Regions from separate parts of the Homo sapiens genome. Here region 1 is linked to region 2. A link is a loop called in an ENCODE intact Hi-C map of the cell type or tissue named here. Cell type or tissue: heart right ventricle. All regions are shown on one strand. Links, peaks and the distances in the headings refer to the core of each region. The heading gives the core; the rest is flanking DNA. Region 1 has its middle 97 kb from the start of LL22NC03-13G6.2. Region 2 has its middle 34 kb from the start of LL22NC03-13G6.2.

Evidence for each region. A loop is a pair of places that touch in the nucleus more often than their neighbours do. Peaks named below come from ENCODE experiments on the same cell type or tissue, not always from the same donor. Only the 100,000 strongest peaks of a DNase experiment are listed, where the experiment ranks them.
Region 1: it touches region 2 in a loop (2.4-fold over the local background); 3 of 110 quality-filtered maps call a loop at or near these places.

What each region holds. Positions count from the first base shown.
Region 1 is chr22:34,306,531-34,309,455 of GRCh38, forward strand. No RefSeq gene overlaps it. Among named protein-coding and RNA genes, the nearest start is that of LL22NC03-13G6.2, 97 kb to the left of the region's middle. In heart right ventricle, for the core only: no CTCF peak of the experiment used is centred there; a DNase peak (open chromatin) is centred at 1,737.
Region 2 is chr22:34,243,478-34,246,402 of GRCh38, forward strand. No RefSeq gene overlaps it. Among named protein-coding and RNA genes, the nearest start is that of LL22NC03-13G6.2, 34 kb to the left of the region's middle. In heart right ventricle, for the core only: no CTCF peak of the experiment used is centred there; no DNase peak of the experiment used is centred there.

The DNA.
Region 1 (2,925 bases), core at 217-2,716, 63 kb after region 2:
TGCTGACTAAGAAGTGGTAGCCTTTGAGTCAGGGTGTCACATTTCTGGAGCCACACCGAAACTCTTACCCTGGCTCAGTTCCTACCATGGAGTCCTCAGGATTCCAACCCTCCCAGATCCCTCTATCCTTCTCTTCAGGAGTCCATGGAGTGGCTCACAGGGACTTACCAATGGCTGGGCCCATCATTCCCTCCCATTTCCTGGCACCTACTATTCCTCCGTACTTGATACAAGACACCAGGTGGCTTCTGTAGTTGAAGGGTCACCCTCTCTCTACCTCCCTGCCTCTTGGTTGCTGAAGTGAGATAATGCTCAGCCTCCTTAACATCCATCTTCTGCTCCAAGTATTCACTTGGAGGATGAACCTGGGGATTCACCTTCCATTATACCTGCATTGCCTTCTCTCACTAGGTTATGAAGATTTGGTACCTACCAAAAGACTCAGCAATGTGGCTATTGCATATGACCATCTTCTTGGATTATTGACCTGCTACCTATCACACCATCCTGTTCTCTGGGACTTTGGCTCCAAGCCATTAGTTGTATACATACCAGGCTCAATTCTGGATTTTCCTTGACCCTCATTCATTTTGACCCTCTTGCAACAACCTTCTATGAGATAAATCTCTTTCAAATTTCTCTTCCTATCAGAGATACCAACTGAGAGTTTATATAGTGTCTATGGTGTGAGGTACGTAGGTGCAATTTCCATGAAACCAGGGACCATGTGTATTTGTTCACTGCCATATCCTGGTCCTTAGCAGAGTGTCTGGTACCTGATATGATCTCTGCAAATATATACTGAGTAAACTAAGTATTTTCCAAGATGTTCTCTATTTCAATTATCCAGTGGACTCATTCTTATCTTACAATATTTGAGCTAAGCCTCATCTCTTCCTGGAAGCCTGCCCTCTCCCAAGTCTGATTAAGATGCTCCTCCTCTGAGCTTTCACAGTAAACTCGAGGTAACATGTGCTTGCCTCTGGCATGACACTTTACTCAAAGTACATAGTAATTTATTTACATGTCTGTCTTGTGTGAGCACCTTCAAAGCAGAAACAGTCTTTCATTTGTCATGTTTGATAAATGAAAAATAGTGAATTAATGAGTGGCCTTGGTCCCTCATCACACCACATGTTTAATCTTTTTTTTTTTTTTTTTTTTTCTCAGAGTCTGGAACATTTCAATAGACAATGGGTCCATAGTTTAGGCTGGCATTCTAAGACTCCAAATCATAATATACATAATTTCCATTATTTTAGCTGGGACCTTAACTTGCTTTGAAATCAGATAGGGCCAGGGGGAGAGGGCCCAGAGTACCTGTAGATGGAACCTCTTGACTTTCACCCGGCAGAGCAGCCTGGTCAGTCCTAATGAGTGTACAGCTGCCAGTGAGGAGATTCAGTGACTTGGCATGCAAGAGATTTTGCTCCTAGACTTGCATCTGGGCCTTTGAATAGTTGATGTGACCAAGACGTTTCTTTGTATCTTAGTTCCTAGCTGTGACACAGTATTTTGTCTGTGGAAAGGGTACCCATTTTTTTCTGCACAAAATTCATTAAAAAATGGAATCCTGATATAAAACTTATTCTTGTGAAGCGGGTCCTCGCTACCTTATTTCTGGGCACCCAGCTGCTGACCGTAACTATGGCCTGGATTTTTGCATGGCCCTCCATGCCTGCTGCCCCATTGGGATTAATGACCTGTCAGAAACTTGGCCCAAGCTCACCTCTGGAACCAGTCCTTTTCAGCTGGACCTGAGCCTGGTAGATCTAGTCCTCTTCTGTTCTGTCATTTATCAGCTTGCTAGAGAGAAGGAGAAATAAATTTTGCATTTGATGAAAGAAGAGGAAATATCTGCTTGTTCTCAATGATCTTGATGTCAGCATAGCTAGGTCAGGACATTCTGAAAGGGGGAGCACCCAGCCTTGTCATTTCCCTCATCAGTGGGACAAGATGAACAATACTTTGTGTTTCTAAGGAGCGCTGTTTTTTCCTCAACATTCTCTTGGCTTTTTTCCCCTCATTTTCATACTCAGAACTGCCTTGAAGAAAAGGAATGGACAAGTGGCTTTATTGTAAAAATGTGATGCAGTGATCACGTTGTACTGTTTTTCCTACTTTTTTCCTCTGATAATGTGTGCTATTCTCCTGACACACGCCATTCTCTCCTTCCTTCTCCTCACTGTGTTCTGTTTTTCTAATCCGTTTTATGCCACTCCACTCCACTCCACCCCACTCTACCCCACTCCACCCCACTCCACTCCACTCCACCCCATCCCACTCCACCCCACTCCATCTCACTCCACCCCATCCCATCCCACTCCACCCCATCCCATCCCACTCCACCCCATCCCATCCCATCCCATCCCGTTCTGTATTAAGGCTTCTTATTGAAGGTACAGCAGTGTATTAAAGAGCCATGTGCTCTGGCACCAGGCTTGGGTTCAAACCCTAGCTCTGTGTCTCATAGACTATGTGATGTGCCCTCCCTTGCCTTTGTTTCTTTATTGTAAGTTGTGGAGAATAATGTGTAATTCATAGGGAGGTGGTAGGAACTCGATGGGACTCAAGGTGAGGGTTGTATAAACCACAAATCCATATCACATTATGAATATTATAATTAATATGGAAAGCACTGTGTTAGTAGCTTCTGGGGCATTCAACACTGGCTTAAAGGCTCTCTCTTTTTTAAACTCTTGAAATTTTTAAAGAAGTAGATATTGGTACCCTTGTTAAAAGTATATGGCAAAATGTGTTGAGTCTTACAAGTTACATAAAATAGAGTGAAGGGAAATATTACAAATGTATCTAACCTGGAGAGTGTATACATGTGCGTGTGTGTGTGCACGCACACATGCATGTGCATGACTATCACAGAGAAGGGTGAATTTAAGCTGGGCCAGAAAATAGAACTGGTATTTT
Region 2 (2,925 bases), core at 122-2,621:
GTATCCATTTTCTAATATGAAAATTTTAAGACTTGTTACATGTTCCATTCATACGATATTTTTAATTTTTTTTTATTTTTGAGAAGGAGTCTCGCTCTGTCACTCAGATTGGAGTACAGTGGCACAATCTTGGCTCACTGCAACCTCCACCTTCCAGGTTCAAGCAATTCTCCCATCTGAGCCTCCTGAGTAGCTGGGATTACAGGTGTGTGCCACCACAGCTGGCTAATTTTTGTATTTTTAGTAGAAACGGGTTTCCACTTTGTTGGCCAGTCTGGTCTCGAACTCCTGACCTCAGGTGATCCTCCTGCCTTGGCCTCCCAACATGCTGGGATTACAGGCATGAGCCACTGTGCCCAGCCATTCATACTATATTTTTATCATGCCTTTCCTCCATAAAAATAAAAGTTTGCTCCTTTATTTACTCTGTGGAAATCTCTGTTCTCTAAGTAGACTGTGAACTCCTTTAAGAGGAAATGTCCTGTAGTGGTTAATAACTCAGACGTTGGAGACTATCTGGGTTCAACTATCATTGCTACAACCACAAGTTCTGTGACTCTGAGAAAGGGGCACGAGTATTTTAAAGACCTTGATATGGACAATACTGTGATGTTATCCTCCAAGATAGTTTTACTAATTAATCTTCTGCCAGCTGTAAATGGGAACACTTATTTTTCTGCACTCTCATTAACAATGAATATTTGATATTTAAGTATATGATTGACAGTTTGCTGTATTAGCATAATTTTAATTTTTGTCTTTTCAAATTATCTTTACTAATTGTTAATGAAGCAAAACATTTTCTTTGCAGTTGTTGGGCAAATGTAATGATCCTGAGTGTTGATGATCTTATTTTCCTTTAATTTTCTAAACGGCTTTTGAACTTTTGGCAGGGATCTGTGTGTAGTGACACCTTTGTCAGTAGATGACAATGTAAAAATAAAAGGCAAAGTCTGGCGATAAGTCTCTTTAGGATGAACTCATATGAACTTCATGATGAAGTTCTGTCACTAGTTGGGAAATTGTACTTAGTAGACTGATGTGTTAAATGAGTCAGTTGCGGTTTGGCATTTTCTGGACCAGTGCAACTCAAGGTGTGGTCTATGGATCAGGACCAGCTGAGAGCTTGTTAGAAATGCAAATTCAACTGAGAAAGAATATCTAAGTGGGTGGAGTCCAGGACTGGGTCTGGGTTTCAGCAAACTTTTGCTGCATGGTATTATCAAATACTACTTAGCAAAAAAAAGAACAAACTCCTGGCATATGCTGTGTCATGAATGAACTTCAAAAACATTACTAAGTGAAATGAAAACATCACTAAGTGAAAGAAGCCAGGCATGAGACCACATGTTATATGATTCCATTTGTATGCAATGTCCAGAAAAGGCAAATTTATAAAGACAGAACATAGATTAGTGGTTTCCCGGGGCTAGAGGCGGGAATGAGAATTCACTGTAAATGGGCAGGAGGGATCTTACTGGGGGGATGAAAATATTCTGAAACTGATTTATAGGGCGAGTGCAAAGGCTTGGGCCTGTAATCCCAGCCCTTTGAGAGGCTGAGGTGGGAGGAGCATTTGAGCCCAGGAGTTCGAGACCAACCTGGGCAACATAGTGAGAGGCTGTTGCTACAAAATATAAAAATAAAATGATTTATGGTGCCACTCAGTACATTTACTAAAAGTCATTGAATTTTAAGTACACACTTGAAATTGGTGAATTCTGTGATATGTATACTCTATCTCATTAAAAAAAAATGAGCTCTCCAAGTGATTCTGATTCTTATGCTCATTGACCTTGACACAGCACTTCCCAAACCTGACTGAAGATAAGCACCACCTGGAGTGCTTGGTTAAAAAAACAATCCATGAATCCTGGACCCCAGTCGAAAACTACCCTATTGTAATGTCCATTGGATGGCCATAGCAATTCTTGTTATTCGTAGGGTATTATTTGGAAATCAGTGAAGAAAACTTAAAGCAGTTGTTTTCTCCTTTGCCATACAGTGTGACCCTAGGAAGCTTTAAATGTTTAACAATAAGATATTCTATATTACAAAATAGCTAGAAGAGAGGCTTTTGAATGTTCTCACCACAAAGAAATAATAAATGCACTGGGCGATGGATACACCAACTACCTTGACTAGATCATTATCCAAAATAGATAAGTCTCAAAACATCAAATTGTACTGCAATAATATGTACAATTATATCAATGAAACAATTAATTTTAAAATTTAAAAAGTACAGATGTCCACAGAAGTTTTCATTTAATTGTTTGGGGCATGGGGAGTTTTCAACAGTGCCCAGAAAATTCTAACATGCAGCCAAGGTAAGGACTGTGGCCAATGGTCATTACTGCCTAATGTTTTCAGCTCTTGTGTCTGCCAACCCTCAGGGCATGCAGCAAATCCTTATGGCCTAGAACGGAATTTGTTAGAATTTCAGCCATTACATCCATGTAAGGAAAAGAAGTCAAAAACTGGATGTAATCTTTTATTTTCAAGGCAAGTTCCTAGAAATCTCTCTACTCTATATTCTCCATCACATCTTTGGGCAGAACTTAGTCACATGGCCATTTCTTTCTGCAAGGGAGGCTAGGAAATGTAATCATTTAGTTGGGTAGCTTCAAGCCCAGCTAAAAATTTAGTGTTCTGTTACTAAGGGAGAAGACAAGGATGGATATTTAAAGACAAGTAGAAGACTTGGTGACACTGATACATTACCAGTTATTTATTTTTATCTTTTCAGATGAGAAAACCAAGGTTAGGGGTTGCTAGATAAAACAGAAGCTGCCCAGTTAAATTTAAATTGCAGAGGAACAATTTTTTTTAGTATAATTACATTCCAGATATTATATGGAACATACTTATGCTAAAAATTCATTGTTTATCTGAAATTCAAATTTAACTCATCTTCCTGTATTT